3 separate regions of the Homo sapiens genome follow, and all the other regions are linked to region 2. A link is a contact called in ENCODE Hi-C or POLR2A ChIA-PET data. All regions are on one chromosome and are shown on one strand. The core of a region is the stretch at or near the end of the contact, and the rest is flanking DNA. Distances in the headings are between cores, read along the strand shown. Region 1 holds the start of C1D (C1D nuclear receptor corepressor). Region 2 holds the start of WDPCP (WD repeat containing planar cell polarity effector). Region 3 holds the start of PPP3R1 (protein phosphatase 3 regulatory subunit B, alpha).

Region 1 (2,736 bases), core at 85-2,584, 4.5 Mb before region 2:
TTTTGTTCAGCTATGCCTTGCCCCCAGAGGTGGGGTCTACAGAGGCAGGCAGGCCTCCTTGAGCTGCGATGGGCTCCACCCAGTTCAAGCTTCCTGGCCACTTTGTTTATCTACTTAAGCCTCAGCAATGGCAGACGCCCCTCCCCCAGCCTCGCTGCTGCCTTGCAGTTTGATCTCAGACTGCTGTGGTAGCAGTGAGCCAGGCTCCGTGGGCGTGGGACCCTCTGAGCCAGTCACGGGATATAATCTTCTGGTGTGCCGTTTGCTAAGACCGTTGGAAAAGCACAGTATTAGGATGGGAGTGTCCCAATTTTCCAGGTACCGTCTATCATGGCTTCCCTTTGCTAAGAAAGGGAATTCCCTGATCCCTTGTGCTTCCCGGGTGAGGTCATGCCTCGCCCTGCTCTGTGGGCTGCACCCAGTGTCTGAGAAGCCCCAGTGAGATGAACCCGGTACCTCAGTTGGAAATGCAGAAATCACCCATCTTCTGCGTTGCTCATGCTGGGAGCTGTAGACTGGAGCTGTTCCTATTCGGCCACTTTGGAACCTCCCCCAAAACTTTAAATATTACATACATGGTGCTTGTTCAAAATGCTTTTACATGCATTTAATATACGGACAACTGTTTCATGCATAACTTTTTATCAAATTACAGCCGTGGAATGACAAGTTACAAATGTTAAGACAATGCTCAATCGCTTATACTACACTTTCAATGAACAGTATGTACAGTTTCTGTTAATGCCTTTATTTTCTATTATGTTTGTTCTGATTGCATACATTGAAATGCAATTTTACATTTATTTGAAACTAATAAAAAATTTGGGCTTGTATTTTGCACATATTTTCCCCATTTTTCTACTAATTCATTTTTACTGTATTTTATAGAAGTACCTTTTACTGACAGATTGGAAAAATAAAGAACCCATTCTTCCCCACGGATAATCTAATAAAGAACCTGTTCTTCCCCACGGATAATCTGGGAAGCTGCTCTAAGAGGCTCATCTAGAGGCAGACAATAAAAGGGTAGAAAGAATGAGGGCCCTGAAAAAAGCTTCTGGGAAAGTAAAAACCCGAACAAAGTTTCGATAACTAAGATTTTTTTCCTGGTTAAATACACTCAACCTGTATTTGGGGTGAGTGTTAGCCGGGTACAAAGGTAGACAAAAGTTCCGAGTGCCGCCGCAATCGTCTCCCACAACATGGGTCTGAGCTACTCAAAATGAGATTTGCCTTTGGAGAAGAGTTAAGGAGCAGGGGGCGTGGCGAGCAGCGTGAGATCATCGGGAAGCGCCGCTCGTGGCGGGGGCAGAGCCGGCGCGTCATTGTCGTCATCGTTGCCCGACCGCTTTCCGGGAGACTGGAGTCGAAGGCCGTGAGGTATTTTTCTAAGGTGTAGTTTCAGTTTTTCTCCTGCTCCTGTTTAACTCCGCTTTTCCTCTCCTGGGATTCCCCTGTCATCCTCTGGGCAGACTGAGAAAATCGGAGTTTGGCTGCGTAGCCTTCCAGGAATGCAGTCTCTCACAGCTCTTCGTTGGGGCAGCATTGTTGGCAGGTCCCCCACTTCCGCTTGTTTTGGGGCTGCTTGCAGGCTTTGGCTTACCCCGGCCCCTCATTTCTCTCTTTTGCTCCGGTCTCTCTCTTTTTCTTCGTTTGTTAACCACCCCCTTCTCAAATCTTGGAAGACGAAGAAATTAAAAACAAAAATCAAAAAACATTGAAGTCTTCACAATTTTCAGCTGTTTTCAATCTTGCTTAGGGAGAGAGGCTAAAGTGGAACGTCTAGGGGAGTAACTTTACTGTGTTAGCTCCGTTTATCATTCACATTCACAGACTGCCTGCTGCTGCAGTATTAGCTCATCTGAGATAGTGGGCTAATTTCGACCTTTAGCTGAAATCTGTAGTGGGTAATCCAAGAGAGCAGTTTTTCTTGATGACCCGGATAAGTTCAGTGTAACTCAAACTTGTTTCAAAATAGCTTTAATGTCCTCAATGTTTGCTGACTACAGTTCAGTTTTGGCTTGATAAAGATGTATTTGTCGCAATGAGATGTTTGCTATCCACTTATTAACCTATTAGGACTGTCTGATGGTGGACTGAACCAAGACTTAACCGTGATTTTTTAAAAAATTAAATTTAAAAATTTTGTGGGTACATAGGTGTATATATTTATGGGGTACACGAGATGTTTTGATACAGGCATGCAATATGTAAGAATCACATGGAAAATGGGGTATCCATCCCTTCAGGCACTTATCCTTTGTGTTACAAACAATCCAGTTATACTTTTAGTTATTTAACTCTGTATTTTTGATTCAAAAACAACAGATTAGCCCTATTGAAGTACAGAGAAATGTTTGTGTTTGGTGGAAATGATAGAACTCATTGTTTTGTTGAAAGATAGTGACAAGTGTGAATAACGGTTTTTCAAAATAAAATTCTCAGTCAAAAGATACTACAGCTGCCTTCAGTTAGCTGTGTTGTATGTATCACAGTTCAAAAGTAATGTAATTTTTTTCTTAACTGCTTTTACCTTTTCAAATGGCTCTTCATATGTATTATCTCAGCTACTGTTTCCAAAGTTGACCCTTCAAGCATGGCTCTAAATAGTTCACATTGGATTAGAGTATTTGGTAATTTTCACTTTTAGTAAAATACTATCTAATGTATTGAGTGCTAACTGAGCCAGGCCCCGTTCTAATGGCTTTTATCTAGTTTATTTAATCTGTGCAACAA
Region 2 (2,946 bases), core at 81-2,580:
TTCACCAACTCTCCCCCTCCCCCTCTCTTTCAGCAGAGACAAGCGATGGAGATGCAGGTTACCCAGGTCTTCCATGACAAAATGGTTACTCTGTTACATTTAAGAGAGGTGCTTCTGGAATTCACAATATACAGTTCAATAAAGAATATTTGCAGTAGTTATTTAGTTAGTGATGCTGTCACTTCAATATATCCTGGCATTACAAAAAAGGTCAATGAACGGGTTCCAAATAACATTTTGAGAAATTAGATATGGCGGAAACACGTCTGCTGCAAACGCAGATCGTAATCTGGAGCACCTGGTAAATACTACCTTTCCAGCTTTTTGCTTTCAAGGTCCCTGTGACAAAAGCCGTTATAAACACTGTGGGCAAATGAGGAGAAAAAGGGGTTAGGACCCAACCTTTCCCTCCCATCGCAAACCTTATCGTCCTTATCAAACACCGTAACGTCCTTTGGAAAATAGCTGCAGCGTCGCATTTTGTCCTCCCGTCATGCAGCAGGATTAAGATCGCTCCTCTCCCAGGACAACTACTTCTCCAGAGTCCTCCTAAGAGCGCCCCATACCCCGCAAGGTGGAAATCAATCCCTTCCCATTACTGGGTCACTGCGGCAATCCCCAGAAGATGAGTCCGAGCTTGCCAAAGGGCGCGAAGGACAGTGCCTTGCACAGCTGCCTCCCAAAAGTCCCTAAAGTGCAAGAAACCCCACTCAAGGGCGCGAGGGCCAGAGGTGGGCAGGAACCCGGGGCCCACACTCACCATGATTGAAAACTGCGGGGACAATTTCAACAACTGCAAAATGAGCCTCAGAGAGTCAGGTCACCTCTACCGCGGAACTGACTCGGAGAGGGCGAGCGGTGTTAGCGAGAAAAGGCTCCGCTCCCGACGCGGCGCTCTCTGGGAACTGTAGTTTACGCTGCCCTGGTTGTGGCGCAATCTCCAAAGCATTTCCTTCAAGTGTTGAACTACACTTCCCGATACCAGAGGTTTTTTTCAAGCTCTTCTCACTGCGCTCTGCGCCGATTGCAAAGTAGTCCCTGAGGATGAGCCCCTGTGATTGGAGGACGACAACAAACGGATGGTTTGGGCTCAGGAGGAAAGGACCTGCCTGATGGAGCCCGGCAATTGGCGGGAGAGATAGCGTGTGTAACTCTAGGGAGGGGAGAATCACCCCTTAGCGACATCACCCCCACGCGCGTGACTGAGACTGCATCCTCCCATGAGGGTAAACGTGGGAGGTAAAGAGACCTTCCGCTGCGTAAAGCTGGATCGACCCGGAAACAAAATCTTTTAAAAAACGATTGACACTCTGGAGGGGCGGGGGAATTGATAAGTTGGGACGACCGGACAGCTTCTCAGGTTGCTAAGCGACGAGGCGGGAGCGCACGCACACCCTGGCTGCTTTGTAGCACCTGAGGAAACTGTGGCGGCGGCGGCGGCGTCCTGGAGACCCAAGAGACCAAGCGAGCGTGTCGCTCCCTCTCGGGTCCGAGGACCTAGCCTAGGAACCTTCTGCCCGGGGTAGTGTCTGGTGATGAGGCGAGAGTTTTGCTGGGACGCCTACTCCAAAGCGGCCGGGAGTCGCGCTTCTTCCCCACTCCCGAGACAGGTGAGCCCTGGCCCGAGGGCAAGGGGTTTTCTTTTAACCTTAGGATCCGGAATGCGGTTGGTGCGCCGTCCCGCTTTGCTTTTATCCGCTGTGCGGATGCCTGCAAGCTCGCCGGTCCCTTTTCTGAGCGGAGTATGAGGGCTGTGGGAATGCAGCTATTTTGGAGGGGGTGGTGCCCTGGAGTAGGTGCACCCCCGACCCCAAATGGAGCTCTTCCAGAGTTATATCAAAAATATTTATTGAGCATTTACTTTGTAGGAGGTGAGCCTCTCCCTTCCAGGAGGTCACAGTATACGGTTCTAATTTGCTCTAAGCCCTCCGTGAATGTTGAGTTTTGTCCATTCCCTTTTGGAAGAAACAGGATGCGCCTTAAACCATCTTGAGTCTTAAAGTTATGCCAAACAGGCATTTCTAAGGAAAGACTGGCGACTGAAGGGGAGACACTGGTTGTTTAGTCAGTCAGTCTCAGCTGGTAAAACAACTTAAGAGGTTCTCTTTAAAATTAATGCTGCCAAGAGAATTGCTGTGCTTTTTGAAAGCTTGTTTCTTGTGGATGTTAAAAGGAAGATATGATGCTCGGGAGTAGCATACACAGCATATACGTAATGAAAATGAATAAAACATCTCTATTAGATAACATTGTTAGAACTTCCGTTTTTTCTCTGTCACTGATAAATGAATGCCAAGTAATATCTTTCAATTTTTCTCTATTTCAGTTTGGAGGATTTGCTATTTTTGGAAAGAAATGTAATGCTTTACTTTTAGCATTTATTAATATCATACCTGAATGACTCTCCTTGTATCTCTTTATTCATTTGGCTCTCAGACAACATACTTTCCTGGTTTTCCTCTTTTGTTACTGGTTCTCAGTTCTGCGGAGTTTCTAAATTTTTTTTAGTTGTGATCTCTTAACATTGGGGTGCCTGTATTCTCTGTCTATACTAAATCCCTCAGTGAGCTAATTCATAAGTTGCATCACTTCAAATGCTACTTTTAATGTCAAAAACTCTCAAATTTATGTGTCTAGTCCTGAATTAGTAGGTGTGCATTATTCTCAAACCTAGGTTCTCTGAGTTTTACTTTTTACTCTGAGCAGTTACGAAAAATTTCTTCCATTATCCTCCTAAATGAATTCTTCTACTAGCTGCTAACAGAAAGATTTTTCCATGTTGTTGTCCTTAAAAATATCATGATTTTACCTAATGTAAATGACGAGTTAATGGGTGCAGTACACCAACATGGCATGTATACGTACATATGTAACAAACTTGCACGTTGTGCACATGTACCCTAGAACTTAAAGTATAACAAAACAATCTCATGATTTTTGTCCTCG
Region 3 (2,700 bases), core at 124-2,623, 4.7 Mb before region 2:
GGGGGGGATTGACAGAGAGAGAAAGACAGAGAGAAAGAGAGACAGGAACCATTTAGTCCTAGGGCAAATCGCTGAGCGTTTATTAGAAAAAAATGCATGCTCATCATATGGAAAAATAATTAGCACATAAAAAGAATAAAGTTCTCATGTAAGGATCATTAAGACTTTTTTAAAAAAAAACAACACAATGGCTTTTTATAAAATGACTCAAAGGCTTTATCAATAAGGAGTTTCCGATCACTCAGAAAACATCCTCTCTCTCTCTCTCACACACACACACACACACACACACACTCTCAAACACACACGAGTGCGGGCGATTATCAAGGCTTGTAAAGGAATAACTGGTTAAAATAGTTGCAAAATGTTTTCTTCGTTATCCTCATCACACCTCTCCTGACAGCTTTATTTCTTCTCTCGAACATAAATTTCCTCCTTATGCTTTTCTGGATGTAATTTCCTATTGTAATCTGAATTTTCTGGGAAGATAATTGCCACAGGAGTGGATATAGCTCTACTAAAAGGATAAGCGGGCAATCTACATTCGAGTTTTTTTCTTTTTTTAAACAAAAACTGATGGACTCCGCCAAAGGGGAGTCTGGACGGTTTATGGGAATGCAGAGCTGGGTGGAAAGTCTTTCTGCGAGTGGGAAGTATCCCTTCTCCTCGTTTGCCCAGGTTCTCCCCACGCCTCGGGCTGCGGCCAGCTTTGGCTCGCTTCTCTGTCTTTGCAACCTGGTTCCTGACTCTGCCAATTCATATTACAGATGGGCCTGCGGGTGCTGCACCGGGGTGACAGCAGTCCTGATGGGCCGTGCAATTCTGTAGTGGATCCAAGTCGGTACACGGATGCACAGATACCTTTGACTGCCTCTCGCAGGACTTGGATTTTTCCTGTTTTTTGGTGCGGCATCCGGGTGGTTCTGACACCCTAAGACTGCTCCTCTGCTCCTCCTCTCCCGCAAGGCTTCCACTCCAGGGCCCCTGTCCCCCTTTCGCTAGCACTCGCGCACCCCTCGCGCTTCCTCCCGCCGGGGAACCCTCGCATTTCCTCCTTCCCCTCCCAGCCTTGCCTTCTTCCCCGCCCGCCTCCAGCCACATGACCGGAAGGGCTCCGCCACGCGACGTCACCGACGTCCGCGCCCCCGCCCCTGGCCTCCCCCCACCCTGCACGCAAGGGGCGGCCGGCTGAGGGGCGAACGTGGTCCGCGCGCTCAGCGTTCCCCAACCAGAGCTCGCCAGAGCGCCGCGGCACTCGCCGCCCAGCGGGGCGCGCAGGTTCCCGGATGTGCGGCGCTCGCGGAAGCCCCGCCCCCGCCCCGCGCGCTGCAGCACTCCGCTTTCCCCTCCCTCTCCGCCCTCCCCTTTTTTCGTGCCTTGAGGTTGCGGGTCAGCGCGAGCCGCTGCAGTGAGTCCGTCACGGCTCCGGCGCGAGCGCGAGGCTGCAGCCCCCGAGTTTCCCGGCCGTCTTCGCCCCCTCTCCCCCTCCTTTCTTCTTCTCTGCCTCTCCTGCCTCTCGCCGCTGCTCCTCCCGCGCTCTCCGGCTCTGAATCTCGACCTTAATTTATTTCCCCCTACCCTGCCCGCTCCCTCGCGTGCCCAATCGCCCGGCCGGCGCGGGCCCCGCGGCGCCGCCTCCCCTCCCCCACGCGCGCCCCCTCCCCGCCGGCGACCCGAGGGCCGCAGCTGGGCCGCCGCCGCCGTTTCCTGCGAGCCAGCCTGAGCGCAACACTTCTCCGAGCCAGCGAGCCAGCGAGCCGCCGACCCGCCGAGCAAAATGGTGAGACCTTGGCTTCCTCGATGCACCATCCCTCCCCCTACTGCCGCCGTCCGGGTCGGGTGCGGGGGCGAGCCCCGACGCCCCCGGTCGGCTGTCCCCCGTGGAAAATTCCAGAGACCCGGGCCCGGCGGGTCCCGCGGCGGTTGCGGGCGAGCCGGAGAGGGCGGCGGGGCGGCTGCTGACAGGACGGCGGCGGGGCCCCCGCGCCCGCCCCCGGCCTCTGCGGGGCGCCCCTCTGCTGCTCGGCCGCCGCCCCGCCGTCGCCCCACCCCCGCGCCGCCGGTCCCGCCCGGCATCGACCCCCGCGGGCACCGCTGACCATCAGCCCGGCGCACTCTCCTTCTCGCGACCCTCCTCCACGTGGAGCACCCCCCTCCCCTCCACACTCACTCTGTTTTTCGAGTTCGAGGGTATTCTGAAATCCTTTGGAAATAACAATATGTGGCAAATGGCACTTTACATAAGACCCACTTACTCTCCAGAGCTGCTGCTGCTTCCACTCACTGCCTGTTTCCCAGCAGTGAGTCTTGGCAGGGAACCCTGCCACTCACTTCCCCTCTCCTGCGAGCGTCGGTTTAGCTGCGGTGCGCAGCCCTGCGGGGTTTCCGTTCGCTGCTGCTTTGCTCGCTGCCCTGGCGAACCGGAAAGATCCAAGGTGTTTGTTCACGAAAACATACGCGAACTTGGTTTGGGAGAAATGGGGGCGCTTAATTTTTCATGCTTCCGTTACTACCAAGGGTTTTTTCATTTTCTTTGGTACCTTCTTGTGTCTCTCTCTTGGAGTGGTTGTTTTTGAATCATGGCGATTTTAATTTGTCTTTCCTTACCCTCACATTAATCCCTAGGTAGAATTCGCTGCTGTAGTGTTTCAGACCGACGCTAGGGGTGTGTCTCCCGCCTCTGTCGCTGCAGCCAAGAAA

The links. A loop is a pair of places that touch in the nucleus more often than their neighbours do. ChIA-PET counts read pairs that join two places held with the same protein, here RNA polymerase II (POLR2A). Pooled maps may share reads with other maps.
Region 1: a loop to region 2 is called in a map of CD8-positive, alpha-beta T cell, with 12 times the contacts of the local background. The contact joins the promoter of C1D here to the promoter of WDPCP in region 2. A Hi-C loop is called at or near these places in 3 of 168 maps with a recorded cell type or tissue (CD4-positive, alpha-beta T cell, CD8-positive, alpha-beta T cell and naive thymus-derived CD4-positive, alpha-beta T cell) and 8 of 50 pooled maps.
Region 3: a map of naive thymus-derived CD4-positive, alpha-beta T cell shows a loop between it and region 2 (16-fold over the local background). The contact joins the promoter of PPP3R1 here to the promoter of WDPCP in region 2. A Hi-C loop is called at or near these places in 1 of 168 maps with a recorded cell type or tissue (naive thymus-derived CD4-positive, alpha-beta T cell), 1 of 37 single-sample maps with no recorded cell type and 6 of 50 pooled maps. POLR2A ChIA-PET finds 5 or more read pairs at or near these places in 1 of 52 experiments (CD4-positive, alpha-beta T cell).

What each region holds. Positions count from the first base shown.
Region 1 is chr2:68,061,602-68,064,337 of GRCh38, reverse strand. C1D (C1D nuclear receptor corepressor) reads left to right here and starts at 1,334. Exons shown (of 5, transcript NM_173177.3): 1 at 1,334-1,380. RefSeq lists enhancers at 983-1,483, 1,236-1,645, 567-1,766.
Region 2 is chr2:63,586,861-63,589,806 of GRCh38, reverse strand. WDPCP (WD repeat containing planar cell polarity effector) reads left to right here and starts at 1,330. Exons shown (of 18, transcript NM_015910.7): 1 at 1,330-1,610. The coding sequence starts at 1,536. It overlaps MDH1 (malate dehydrogenase 1), which reads right to left and starts at 844. Exons shown (of 9, transcript NM_005917.4): 1 at 761-844. The coding sequence starts at 763. RefSeq lists enhancers at 814-1,133, 1,645-2,165.
Region 3 is chr2:68,251,205-68,253,904 of GRCh38, reverse strand. PPP3R1 (protein phosphatase 3 regulatory subunit B, alpha) reads left to right here and starts at 1,373. Exons shown (of 6, transcript NM_000945.4): 1 at 1,373-1,780. The coding sequence starts at 1,778. PPP3R1-AS1 (PPP3R1 and CNRIP1 antisense RNA 1) reads right to left here and starts at 2,302. Exons shown (of 2, transcript XR_001739527.2): 1 at 2,171-2,302. RefSeq lists an enhancer at 254-923 and silencers at 1,014-1,453, 1,714-1,763, 1,944-2,053.